Linked DNA regions of Homo sapiens: all the other regions are linked to region 2. A link is an interaction called in ENCODE POLR2A ChIA-PET data of the cell type or tissue named here. Cell type or tissue: PC-9. All regions are shown on one strand. Links, peaks and the distances in the headings refer to the core of each region. The heading gives the core; the rest is flanking DNA.

What was found. Peaks named below come from ENCODE experiments on the same cell type or tissue, not always from the same donor. Only the 100,000 strongest peaks of a DNase experiment are listed, where the experiment ranks them.
Region 1: POLR2A ChIA-PET joins it to region 2 with 6 read pairs; 4 of 35 experiments call an interaction of 5 or more read pairs at or near these places.
Region 3: POLR2A ChIA-PET joins it to region 2 with 11 read pairs; 1 of 35 experiments calls an interaction of 5 or more read pairs at or near these places.

What each region holds. Positions count from the first base shown.
Region 1 is chr3:128,312,815-128,317,423 of GRCh38, forward strand. All of the region lies in intron 4 of EEFSEC (eukaryotic elongation factor, selenocysteine-tRNA specific), which reads left to right. Among named protein-coding and RNA genes, the nearest start is that of DNAJB8-AS1, 150 kb to the right of the region's middle. RefSeq lists an enhancer at 3,411-3,963. In PC-9, for the core only: no CTCF peak of the experiment used is centred there; no DNase peak of the experiment used is centred there.
Region 2 is chr3:128,381,942-128,386,550 of GRCh38, forward strand. The region is part of intron 6 of EEFSEC (eukaryotic elongation factor, selenocysteine-tRNA specific); the gene reads left to right. Among named protein-coding and RNA genes, the nearest start is that of DNAJB8-AS1, 79 kb to the right of the region's middle. RefSeq lists a silencer at 3,465-3,759. In PC-9, for the core only: no CTCF peak of the experiment used is centred there; DNase peaks (open chromatin) are centred at 1,770 and 2,050; H3K27ac peaks cover 1,925 bases.
Region 3 is chr3:128,696,688-128,701,296 of GRCh38, forward strand. No RefSeq gene overlaps it. Among named protein-coding and RNA genes, the nearest start is that of RAB7A, 27 kb to the right of the region's middle. In PC-9, for the core only: no CTCF peak of the experiment used is centred there; no DNase peak of the experiment used is centred there; H3K4me3 peaks cover 1,119 bases.

The DNA of each region.
Region 1 (4,609 bases), core at 248-4,247, 69 kb before region 2:
ATTTAGCTGTATCTTTTAGTAAAAGAATACCCAGAAGACAGTTTTTCTGCATTACCATATATAGAAAATTCTAAACTTCTAGAAAGAGATAGTTCCCTGGGAAGATGGTCTGGTTTGAGGGTGAGCATTAACTTTGGACTCATACAGCCCTTGGTTAAAGTCTAGGGTTACCATTTCTTGGCGGTGTGAACTTGGTCAAGTCAAGTAGCCTCCGTAGGTCTCAGCCCCCTTGTCTGTAAGTTATTTCCATGCCATAGCATTGTGATGAGGATGACCATGGGAAGCACCTGGGATGTTGTAGAATCTGGGTAGAAACTGGTTTTTCCTATTCCTGCCAGCTCTTGGAAAAGGCTACATCCTGGCTCTCCCAGCCAGTTGATAGTGTGCCTCTCCCTGAAAGAGAAATTGATGTCTCCTGCCAACATCCAATTGGGGGAGTCCAGGAAAAGGGCAGTTGTCTGGGTAACCATTTGTGAAAGCCAAGGACAGGGCAAAATGGAGATGCAAGGAAGGGTTTATCCTCCTGGCAACAGGGTTGCACTCATGTTTCTGGTCGATGCAGCTTTGTGCTTCTTGCCTTTCCATGCCATGTGGGAGCCACGGGTGGCATGTTGCATTCAGTTAGTGACCAGGCTGCATCTTCAGAGCCCAGGCATCCCTGTCACCATCTAAGCTAGTTGGTCAGCCAGCCAGGTCTGGCAGGTAGGCCTCCCACTCCCAGAGTCTATGGATGCCACACCCAGGACTCAGGCATGAGGAGGTCCACTTTGGGAACCTGACTTCACCGCTGCCTGGTAACGGGGCTTTGGCAAGTCAGGCTCTTGGCATCTCCATTTTTAACAGGGCACTTGTAACCAGGACATCCTCATGAGCACAGCAGAGAACTGTTCCCGGGCTCTCATGAGATGTGTGAGAAGGCCCCTCATGTGGACATATATGAATGTAGCACATTTTTGTTAGTTTACTTTGAAAAGGTAATACTGGCAGATGGTTAAAAAGGCAAAAGATGCCAAGGTTATGCAGTGATTAGAGTTAAGTCTCCCTGACAACCCCCTGTCTTGGGTCCCTGGTCTCTCCCTCCTAGGCAGCCACTGCTGCTGCCATTCTGGTGATAACCTCTGCATGTGGAAGCTTATGTATCTCCCCCTGTTTCTTACACCAGGCCCTACCCAGTGTGCTACCCCTTGCTTTTATCTCCTCCACTCTAGATGCAAGATGGTTCTACATCTGTACATGTGGATGTCTGTTTAGCCTCTGCCTAGGAATCTACCGTAAGGACATGCTGCTCTCTCTCTCCCTCTCATTGAGGCATAGAGTAGTTGTTTGGAGAGCACGTTAACCAACTGTTGGTAAGAACAGCTGTGTGTATCCTGTCTGCTTTGAGGTTTCAGTGGCTCAATGTCCTTGAGAGCAGTTTTTAGGGAGTTATCCAGAAAATGTTTAGCAAATAAGGAACTCTTTCTTTTTTCTCTCTGGTGCAGGATTTCTGAAGCTCAACATTGTTGACATTTTATTTTATTATTTTATTTATATTTATTTTATTTTTTGAGACAGAGTCTTACTCCATCACCCAGGCTGGAGTGCCATGGTGGAATCTCTGCTCACTGCAACCTCCGCCTCCCAGGTTCAAGCTATTCTTGTGCCTAAGCCTCCTGATTAGTTGGGATTACAGGTGTGCACCACCACACCTGGCTCATTTTTGTCGTTTTTGTAGAGATAGGGTTTTGCCATGTTGGCCAGGCTGGTCTTGAACTCCTGGCCTCAAGTGATCCTTCCACCTGTGCCTCCCAAAGTGTTGGTATTACAGGCATCAGCCATTGCTCCCAGCCTGTTGACATTTTTCTACCTGATAATTTTTTGCTATGAAGGCTGTCCTGGGCATTGTAGGATGTTTAGAAACATCCCTGTCTGTACCCAGTAGATATCTATAACACCCCCACCCACCATGTGACGACCAAAAATGTATCCAGGTCCAGACATTGCCAACTTTCCCAGAGGTGGGGGAGTCACCCCAGGTTGAGAACCACTGCTCCAGTGGGATTTGGAAGAGCTGAGCAGTGCTGTGCACAAATGTGTAGCTCTGGAGTTTAGTCCTGGGGCAGACCTGTAGCTGAGAAGGCAGGGATGGGGGTCGCCTGGAGCCATCAACATCCACACCACCTGCTCTTCAGGGCTGCTTCCTAATGTGCCTTTGGGAAGCCAATGTCTCTCCCTAACACACACACAGGAGCCCACACTTACATCAAAGAGGCAATAGAGTGTGGTGTATTATGGCTGGGTTGTGAAGCCAGACTTATCAATGCTACCACTTCCTTGCTATGTGACTTGGGATAAGATATTTATGTCTGCTGGAACTTAATTTTCTCAGCAGTAAAGTGGGGGATAATAAGAGTACCTGCCTCATTGGTAGTGGAGATTAATGGGTTAATGCATGTAAAGCACTTAGGCCCAGGGTGAGGTATGTGATATGTGCTCCATGCATGTCAGATATCACTATTATTATCAGCAGAAAAATAAAATGACTGCTGAGCCCTCTCTGTGAGCCAGGATCTTTGAATTGATGACCACAGTTGAGTTTGCTTGTAATCATGGGCAGTAGGACCCTCCATGCCTTTATACTCAGGAAATGGAGGCTGAGAGAGAGTAAGGCCCTTGCTCAAGGCCACACGGCCAATAAGATGTATTGAGCAGAGCCTGTGCCCGAGGGCCATGCTGAGGCTGCTATGGCCTCTGCCAGAAGCCAGGGCCTGAGCTCCTGGGGAGGCCCAGGAGGGAGGGAGGGAGTCTACCATTGGTACCTTGTGTTGTAGCCAATTAGTTATTTGTCAGAAGCCATCCTTGGGCTTGAAGTCCCTGCACACTGTCAGTGGTATGGAGTGTAAAGCTCCATTTCTTGAAAACTGCATACTCGTCAGGGCCAGTGGTGTCACCTTGGCAGGGTTTATAAGGAAAGAAATTGGCCATAATTCTAGTGATAACTTTTATATGAATTTCCTTTATTTCACCTTCCTATGCTATATGTTATACATTTGTATAGTGGAGATCACTATGTTTAATTGTTACTAAATATAATGTCACTATTTCTGATGCATTCTGGTACCACTGTTTCATATGTCCTCATATCTTTGAAAGTTCTTAGCTTGTTGCCATTTTATTGGTTGCATAATATTAAATGTTTTCTTAATTATTATGCAAGTAGTACGTGAAATATATTTTTATTGTGATATTTTATGCATTGCCAGAAAAGACCAAGTCCTTTTGATCACCCTTCTAATTCTAGTCTGTGGCGCAGAGGTATTGCTGCTTGTTTGTGGATTTATTTTTCAAAGAGCGTGGTATTTATTCAGTTATAATAGAAATACATGCTTGTTGTGAATAATTAATTCACTATCAGGTAAAGTTAAAGTTTCCTAAAATTCTACTTCCCAGAGAAAGCCAGTGTTAAGAGCATGCTCTGTGTTCTTTCACCCTTTTTTAATGCACACAAATGCACCACACCCTAATATACACACTTAGGAATAAAAAGCACAACAGGCTTCTGTCATAGGCATTGTTTGTTATGTCAGTGTTTTCACTTAGCATGTAGCAGAACCATCTCATACCGATGCCTACCGCTCTCCCCCTCTCTTCACTCACTGCATCCTGGTCCACAGAAGAGCGCTCCTGCACTCTTGCCCCATCCCCTTATGATCGACAGGCACGTGGTTTCCAGTGTTTTTGGCTATGGGAAAGTGTGCTGCACAGCATCTCAGCATGTGTGAAGTGGTTTAGGGCTGTTTCTGAATTTCCGGAGGACTGTCACGTGGGCTGAAGATCTGGCGACCAAGGGCACGTGGGGGATGAGGAGTGAGCCCTGAGCCTGCCTGGAGCTCAGCACAGAGGACCTGGGGCGGTGAGCCAGCAGCGTGGGGTTACCGCCCAGCTCGGTGCCGCCAGCACCGTGAACCGGGGCACAGCCCTCCCTCTATGCTGCTCAGTGCCATCATTTTCCCCTCCCATGACATACGACAGCAGGGAGTTGAGTGGTTTGTTTCATCTCTTCTTAAGAAAAAGTTAAATTTATAATCCCAGCCCCGACCTTCCTTGTAACTCATGTGCTCATCCTGTTAACTGGTTTAATATATGGCACCACTATTTCATTAAACAACATACAGGAATAATTAGTTCAGCCACGATGCCTCAGAACAAAAGCCCTTGATTTAGTTTAACTTTATAAGTTGCTCTCTTTTGATGTGCAAGAGCACATCTGGGGTCTTAAAGAAAGCAGAAAGAAAAATAGAAGACGTTCTGGCAGGCTGGGGGTTAGAGTTTTCCAAGCAGAGCCAGTAACCCTTTGGTACCAGGCCTCAATAGGGCAGCAAGGGCCCCGCAGAAGCAGTGCGTGCTGCTGGCTGGGGGACGACAGCCAGCATTCCCAGGAGGTCTGTGGCTGTCTGCTGCCAGGCCAGGAGAACCCGTGGGTTTTCTTCCTTCATACACACGGTGTGCTCACATGCAGTGCGTCCCCAGACTTGTAAGCCTGGCCTGTTCTCCGCCCCGCTGCTGGAGCTCAGACGCTCACTCTGGCCTTTCCTACCCTCAGCGTGTGCTTGGTGCTGCTGCATGCCAG
Region 2 (4,609 bases), core at 393-4,392:
AGTGGAGCACAAGTACGCTGGGCCACGTGAGGACGCCATCCACTACCTCGGGACGGGAGGAGACACTAGAGATAGGCCCGAATGTGGTTCTGTGAAGCCACTTCCCAGGTGGCCCCAGGCAAGGCCCTCTCCTCTCTGAGTCTCCTGCTCTCTAGAATGGGGGCTATGACGCCCAGCTCCTGGGGTTGTCAGGAAGAAGAAAGCACTGCCCATCATGACCTCTCTGTAAGCCCCTCTGGGCTGCTTGTGGAGAGAAACCCAAGGCCTCAAATCAGAAATGCTTCCTTCAGACTCCTGGGCCTTGAGGCAAGTGTCATGGGAAATTGGATGCCAACCAAGCCCAGGGCAGACACGCTGTGCCAGGATTCAGCAGAGCAGGGAGCGTGCAGGGAGAGGCAACCCTATGCCCTCGTCTCAGAGCAGGCTGTGTGCGCCCAGCGGACACGGCACCAGCAGGAGCTGTGTGGGCTCGGCTCCATGCAGGTGCGCCTACGTCTATGTGTGTCCATGTATGTGTGTGCGTGCTCACGCTTTTGTGTGTGTGGTGTGTTTTTGACAGGGGGGAGGTGAGTGAGAGGCCAGCTTCCTGACAGGGCAGTTGTAAAACATTCATAAAACTTTTATTGGACTTGCCACCCTTCCAGATAAATATTTTTCGATTTTATGGGCTTGTTTTAGGACCCCAAGCTTAATCATGGCTTTGTGGCTGCCTTAAAGAAATTAAATATTGTTTTGGCAAAAGGAGCCCTCTTCCCCTACCCCTGCCAAAGGCAGCCTGAACTCTGAGCTCATAAATTCCTGCCACTCTCAACTCTTGCCCTTTTTCCCTCCGTAGTCTCAGAGCCATACTAGGATGAGCCCGAAAAAAAAAGAGGGAGAGAGAGAAGAAAAAGCAACCCCTACTCTTCTCCCTCCAGGTTCCCCAACTCCCCTGACCCTGGCGGGAAATTCAACCCAGCTCATTTGTCCACACAAGGGAGCGGGCAGAGGAGTCTGTGCTGGGCAGTCACCTGCTGCCTCCCTGAGATGGCAGGCTGCCTTGGCTGGAGGCGCCCCCATTCCCCCAGCCCCTCCCTGCCTCCTGGAAGACCTGAGTGGATCCCTGCCCCCAGTTCCTCAGATCTCATTGCCTCTGAGGCCCCACTTCCCACACTGCCTCCTCGGGCCCCTCTGAATACCCTTTCCAAAAGAACACCCCCAAACCCAGCACCATCCCGCTGTCTCTTTGCTGTACTGCCTTCCTAGCATCTAGCACTATCGGAAACTTTCTCCTGTATTCATCTATTGGTTACAAGCCTGTCCCCGTTACAGAAATAACTCACACCATGCTGGACCCCCACCCCTGGAACAGGGCCCAGGGCACAATAAGTGCTCCGTGAATATGGGGAAGGTATGCTCAGTGAATGGGGTGGGGTGATTTGGGTAAGGAATAAAAATAGTAAACATTCTTTAGACCTTGCTTTGTGCCAGCCGCTGTTCTAAGCACTTTCTGTTATATGAACTCACTTGGGCCTTACACCAAACCTGTTCCCATGTTTCAGATGAGGAGACTAAGGCGCAGAGAGGTCACATGTCTTTTGTGAAGGCACGCAGCTGATCTGCGCCTGGACTAGGGTCGGGATCTTGGTGGTCTGGGTATAGAGCCTGAGCTCCTGGCTGTGTGTTACACTGGGTTTCCTGGAGGAGGAGAGCAAGGTGGCTGTGCCCTGGCCTGGAAGGCATCAGCCAGCACTTGGCAGGCACCACCCCCTTCCTGGCCTCGTGCCAGGCCCTGAGTCAGAGGTGCTGGGGCCATAGGGCTGGGACAGGAGGGGCTCAGACTCAGATACAGATGCCTTCAAGGGGCAGGCAGGTGACAGAAATGAGGGGAGCCAGTCTCAGGTAAAAGCAGCAGCACATGAGCGGTGACAGAGAGTAGCTGGTGTGCCCAGGGCCCAGCACAGGCCCACGCCAGCCCACTGTGGCAGGGTAGGAATCCAAAGAGAAGTCTTCTAGCTTTTCAAGACAAACTAGAAGTTCAGAACTGTATGTCAAATGTCCTGATTTAAAAGGTGAGTTAGTAGTTCAAATATTTCAAAAATGCCATGGAGGCTAGATTCTACTCCCAAGCTAATATAGTTCTTTTTGATCTTTGTGAAAGTGGTGAGCCCCAGGAAGCCCAGGCACAGAGCCTAGCTAAGGAGGCCTTCTTAGAGGAGGCAGTACTGAGTTCCATCTTGGAGGAGGGTGGAGAGACAGCCTGGGGAGAGGTGTTCCAGGCAGAAGCGTCCGTGGCTCTGCCCAGGAGAGAAGGTACCACTGCTGCCCAGAGTGGCTGGGCTGTGGAGGACTACACAAGGGAACCAGATACCTAAATGCTGGAAGAGGTCGGGGTTTCCCCTGCAGCAGCCTGATGGAGCCTCCAGAAGACCTCATGGGCCATGTTGTGAGTGGACTGGTTCAGAGGTGATTTGTGGGGTCCAGCTGCCAGAATGGGGTGTCCCAGGATGGAGATGAGCAGACCAGAGCAGAGTGAGTGTGGGGGTGAAGTGCTCAGGACCCAGCATACACAGGTGGCATTGCCAGCTTGTGGGGGCCTTACCAAAGCCCTGTAGGCGGGCACCCGTCTCTCCCAGCATTCCCACATGCACGCATGCACAAGCACGCCAGTTGCTGGGGATGGAGTGGAGGGTACAAGGCCTGAGGTGGCTGTACCCCTGAGCCCCTAGGGAATGCAACTGAGGCTGGAGAGGGAACACGTCCAAGGTCAAGAACTCGTTGAGGGACCACATCAGAGGAACAGAGCTTTAACTTCATTCAGCCGCTGTTTCCCAAGCATTTGCTGGGCTAGTGCACAGGGGTTTCCTCACTGACTCCTCCTCACTGTCTGCCAAGAGAGGTGGTATTATCTATCCCCCTTCCACAGAGGAAATTACTGAGGGCCAAAGTGGTGCAGGGCTGTCCCCAGGTTGCCCGCACAAAAGCAGCAGTGGTGGGACAGGTCCCAGACCCCCCAGTTGCCCCCTGCTATCTCCCTGGAAGTCCATACTGGGTTTTGTTTGAATGTGGGGAAGACCAATACAGGCAGACCATCCTACCATTATGATTTTACCAAACCCCATAGATGTCAGGCTTCCTGGCCCAGGACAAGGAGTGGCAGAGGCATAGCTGCCAGGCACCTTGTCCTAGCCCAGCTCCCTCCTCCTCCAGAGAAAGTCCCCAGGCCACCCCAAGGTGTAGCATGCAGTCTGGACACCTCCAGGCTCTCCAGAGCAGTCCCAGCAGCTGCTATAGCTCAGACCCACGATAAGACCCAACCCTGTAGGTTTCAGAGCTGGCCACAGGGGCCAGGCAGGCAGCGCAGGAGAGTAGCCCGACTGGGGGACTGCAGTGGGGAGCGGGGAGTGTGGTGTACAGGGACCATACATCCTGTCTGAAGGGGCAGCCTGTGCTCACCTCAAGCCACCTGCTGCCCTGGGAATGCAGGCCCACATTTTAAAATGTTGACAACTAGTCCACAATTTTTAAAGCACATGAAGAGGCCAAAGCAAACATACCTAAGGGTCAACTTTGACCCACAGGCAGCAGATTGTGAGTGCGGCTGTGGCTTGCAGGGTGTCCTCCCACACACAGCTCAGTGAGCTTGCCATGCACCAGTCCCGATGAGAACAACAGTGGACACTAACATTTACTACATGCCCAGCACGTGCTGACTGTTTTATATGAGTTACCTCATTGACTTATGAGTTCCATTCCACCACTCACTGGCTAAGCTTGGAGAGTGCAAGGGCCTCACCCGGACTCACGATCTGGCTCATGAGGCTGGCCCTCTGCCCGCAGCCCTCAGCTCCCTAGCCTGAATCTGGGCAGAGGAACAAGAGGCAGGAGGCTGAGGCCTGGGGCACGACACTGATAGGCAGGTCAGCCCAGAACAGTCCAAGGAGGCCTGGTTCTAAGGGAGGGAACATCCCACGGTGGAACATGAGCAGCAGTTCCCCAAGTGGGCTGCTCACATCCACCCTGGGCGTGTGCAGGATGACTCTAGGTAGTCCACAAATAAGCCCCCAAAGAATGTTCACAGTTACATGTTGATTTTAACAGGTACTCTATTTATGTCAAGGGAGACTGGATTTCCACTTATGGCAGCATAGAATGTTCTCTAATTGAGTTAGATGAGTTGACTAAAGAAATCTTTAGTAAATAGTCGAAGTGGTGGCAATGGGTATGGCAGAACTAGTGATGCTGAGAAAGATTTGGGAAGTCCTGGGGGAGATTTGAGAGTTTTGATGGGTGAAGTAGGGTTCAGGTGGGCCTTCCAAGGGTGCATGAAATCTACCCCAGGGAGAGAAAGAATGACCTACAAGTTGGGGCCATACCCTAGCAGGCTGCAGGCTACCTATGCCCTGAAAACGTTCTCAAAAATCAGGAATTTTCATGTAAAAAATCCAGATTTCCAGTTTCTCTTGAAAAGCAGGGTGTTCTGTCCATGCTGAGCACATCCCCTCCAGTTCCCCAGGGCCCCCAGCCCTGTGGGATATGGTATCAGCTGAGACAGGCAGTGGGGGGGGGATGCAGTGACAGGTGACACCACAGCTGAGGGTAGTGAGGCCAGGCCTTCATGGTGGCACAG
Region 3 (4,609 bases), core at 248-4,247, 310 kb after region 2:
GCAAGATTCCATCTCAAAAAAAAAAAAAAAACCCACAAAACAGGCCAGGTGCAGTGGCTCACACCTGTAATTCCAGCACTTTGGGAGGCCGAGGCAGGAGGATTGCTTGAGCCCAGTTCGAGACTAGCTTAGGCAACACAGGGAGTCCCCATCTCTACAAAATAAAAAAAAATTAGTTGGGCATGGTCGAACATGCCTGTGGTCCCAGCTACATGGGGTCTGAGGTGGAGGGATCCCTTGAGCCCAGGAGGGTGAAGCTGCAGTGAACCCTGATCAGGCCACTGCACTCCAGCCTGGGGTAAAGAGCGATATCCTGTCTCAAAAAATAAAAAAGAAACTTTAAAAAACGTTTTTAAAAATTAAAATTTTAGCCAGGTGTGGTGGCTCACGCCTGTAATCCCAGCACTTTGGGAGGCCAAGGCGGGCGGATCACAAGATCAGGGGATCGAGACCATCCTGACTAATGTGGTGGAACCCCGTCTCTGCTAAAAATACAAAAAATTAGCCGGGCGTGGCGTGGTGGCACGCTCCTGGAGTCCCAACTGCTTGGGAGTCTGAGGCAGGAGAATCGCTTGAACCCAGGAGGCGGAGGTTGCAGTGAGTGGAGATCGTGCCATTGCACTCCAGCCTGGGCAACAGAGCGAGACTCTGTCTAAAAAAAAAAAAAAAAATTTAAAGATACCAGTCTGGGCAACAAAGTGAGACTCCATCTCTACATAAAATTAAAAAATAAAATAAAAAATTTAAAAAATACGAAAAGTAACCACAATAGAATACTGAATCTCCAAGAACACATCACCAGCTTCTATAACATAAACTAGTGGCCAATCTTGTTTCTTCACTGCCTGTGAGAACACAGGACTTCCTGTGTCCTCATTGTCCTCATTTATTCTGAAGCAAATCGCTTTTTTTCTTCTTCTTCTTTTTGAGACAGAGTCTCGCTCTGTCGCCAGGCTGGAGTCCAATGGCCCAATCTCGGCTCACTGCAACCTCCGTCTCACGGGTTCAAGAAATTCTCCTGCCTCAGCCTCCGGAGTAGCTGGGACTACAGGCGGCGCGCCACCATGCCTGGCTAATTTTTGTATTTTTAGTAGAGACGGGGTTTCACCATGTTGGCCAGGATGGTCTCGATCTCCTTACCCCGTGATCTGCCCGCCTCGGCCTTCCAAAGTACTGGGATTACAGGCGTAAACCACCGCGCCCGGCCTTTTTTTTTTTTTTTTTTTTTTTTTTTTTGAGACAGAGTCTTGCTTCGTCGCCCAGGCTGGAGTGCGCGATCTCGGCTCACTGCAACCTCCGCCTCCCGGGTTCAAACGATTCTTCTGCCTCAGCCTCCCGGGTAGCTGGGACTACAGGCTCGTGCCACCACGCCCAGCTAATTTTATATTTTTAGTAGAGACGGAGTTTCGCCATATTGGCCAGGTTGGTCTCGAACTCTCGACCTCGTGATCCGCCTGCCTCGGCCTCCCAAAGTTCTGGGATTACAGGCGTGAGCCACCACGCCCGGCCGCGAATCACATTTTTAAAAATTGCTGGAAGAACGCCCTTCCCCGCTCCCGCCTCGGTGACAAACAGGCTTCCCAGGGCCCAGAAGGCTGTACGCAGACGCCACCACCCTGGCCCCTGCACTCCTGCGTGAGCGACTTCCATTCGGGACGGCTCAGCCGCCCGCTACCGCAGCCTTCCCGCCTGGGTCTCCCACAGGCCTCCCGGGGCACCTAGAACTGCGTGCCTCACGCGGGCCCCGCTGGGCTCCTCACCCGCTCAGCCACTGCCACCTGCCTGGGACCCTCCCCCTGCGGAGCGGGATGTTTGGCGGGGAGAAATGCGGAGGGGAACCCTAGGCTGGCGGCTTTCCTCCTTCCGCAGAACCCACGGTCCTGATCTCCGGCCGCCTCCTTCTGACCCGGGGTTCTGGCCCCCTCCTCCCCCAGGACCTCAGCGCGGCACCCCACCCACCACCCCCCGCCCCCAACCCAGGCCAGCTGTCTCTTTTTCCTCAGGGGTCGGGCTCCCAGCCTCTGCCCTCCACAACCACCCGCCTGCCTCACCAGGGCCCAGCCTGGCCCCTGGGAGCGGCCACAGCGCCGAGCCGTTTTTCCCCCGACAACAGCAGCCCGGAGCCTGAGCTGCCATTCCCGTCCCGCTGGGGACCCAGCGTCGCTTGGGGAGGGCTGGCCGCAGGCTGCGGGGTGGAGGCTGCTCCAGCCGCCTAAGGGTGCCTGCAGAAGCTTCTCCCGGCGCCCTCCCCTCTCCAGCCCCGGGCAGCTCACACGCCTCAGGTTTTTTCTTTACCTTCCCCTTTCTCCCGGAACCACTTGAGGATAGGTTAAAGACATCTTTTTGCTTAACCCCTACCTTCAAGGTTTATTTCCTAAGAACAAAGCCATTCTGTTAGAAACCCCGTCTCTACTAAAAATACAAAAATTAGCCGGGCGTGGTGGCGCGCGTCTGTAATCCCAGCTGCTCCGGAGGCTGAGGCAGGAGAATCGCTTGAACCCGGGAGGCGGAGGTTGCAGTGAGCCGAGATCACGCCACTGCACTCCAGCCTGGGCGACAGAGTGAGACTCTGTCTCAAAAAAATAAAATAAAATAAAATAAAAAGATACAATACCGTTACATAATTCACAGTCCATGTTCAGTTTGTTCAATTGTCCCAACAATATCCTTTGTGGCTTTTCCCTGCCTAGTCCATCCAAGATCCATTAAGGTGCATTGCATTTTGTTGTCACACCTCTTTAGTCTCTTAATCCAGAAGAGTTTATCAGCCTTTGTCTTTTCTAATCTTGATTTTTAATTTATATTTTATTTATTATTATTATTATTATTAATTATTTTGAGACAGAGTTTCGCTCTTGTTGCCCAGGCTGGAGTGCAATGGCTCACTGCAACCTCTGCCTCCCGGGTTCAAATGATTCTGCTGCCTCAGCCTTCCGAGTAGCTGGGATTACAGCTTGGTGTTGAGAACATTCAGTATCCCAGACAGGGTCTCACTGTACTACCCAGGCTGGGGTGCAGTGGCTATCGTACACTACTGCCTCGAACCCCTGGGCTCAAGCACACTTCCTGGCTCCGCCTCCCAAGGAGCTGGGACTACAAACACGTGACACTCGTGCAGGCTTCATGATTGTAGTTTAGCACAATATTACGAATGTTAAATGTGATCATTTGGTTAAGGTGGGGTCTACCAGATTTTTCCACTGTAAAGTTATTATTTTATTTTATTTTACTGGTTTTTTGAGACAGAGTCTCGCTCTGTCACACAGGCTGGAGTGCGGTGACACGGTCTCAGCTCATTGCAACCTCCCACTCCTGGATTCAAGTGATTCTCCTGTCTCAGCCTCCCAAGTAGCTGGGACTACAGGTGCTCGCCACCACGCCCAGCTAATTTTTGTATTTGTAGTAGAGATAGGGTTTTACCATGTTGGTCAGGCTGGTCTTGAACTCCTGACCTCAGGTGATCCACCCATCTTGGCCTCCCAAAGTGCTGGGATTACAAGCGTGAGCCACCACGCCCAGCCAAATTATTATTTTACAATTCACAATTGTACACACATATTTTGAGACCAACGTGTTTTTTGTTTGTTTGTTTTTTTGAGACCGAGTCTCACTCTGTCGCCCAGGCTGGAGTGCAGTGGTGTGATCTCGGCTCACTGCAACCTCTGCCTCCCAGGTTCAAGCAATTCTCCTGCCTCAACCTCTCAAGTAGCTGGGACTACAGGCACATGCCACCAGGCCCTGCTGATTTTTGTATTTATAGTAGAGATGGGGTTTCACCGTGTTGGCCAGAGTGATCTTGAACTCCTGACCTCAGCTGATCCACCTACCTCAGCTTCCCAAAGTGCTAGAATTACAGGCGTGAGCCACCAAGCCTGGCCTCCAACATGCTTTGTTGTTGTGTTTTTTGTTGGTGGTGGTGGTGGTGGTTTTGTCGTTGTTGTTGTTGTTGTTTTGAGACGGAGTCTCACTCTGTTGCCCAGGCTGGAGTGCAGTGGTGCAACCTCAGCTCACTGCAAGCTCTGCCTCCCGGGTTCACACCATTCTTCGGCCTCAGCCTCCTGAATAGCTGGGACTACAGGCGCCCGCCAACACGGCCGGCTAATTTTTTTGTATTTTTAGTAGAGACGGGGTTTCACCGTGTTACCCAGGATGGTCTCGATCTCCTGACCTCGTGATCCGCCCGCCTCAGCCTCCCAAAGTGCTGGGATTACAGGTGTGAGCCACCATGCCTGGCCTGTTGTTGCTTTTTAACTAAGTAGGGGAATGAAAAGGATGCACCTCGGAAGAGGGTTTGGTAAAAAGTTTGCTTCTGGGATCCACTCTCCTCTCACTCACCTAGTTCCCAGATCCCTCTGTCATACTTACCATTGCTCTCTTCCAGCCCATCCATTTCTGCCCTGGATATCTTCAGAGCCAGTGGCTGAATGAGGCCTTGGGGAGCATTTCTTCAAACTTAGGGCCTAAAAGATGCTAGGGCAATGGTTCTCAAAAAGGTTTTAGTATCTAAAACAGATAAAAGGGAAGTTGTTTTGGCGGGAGCAAGAGCAGGGGGCTGCAGCCACCCCCAGAAGACCTTCTCCCCAACTAGCTGGCCTCTGAAGTACCCCAT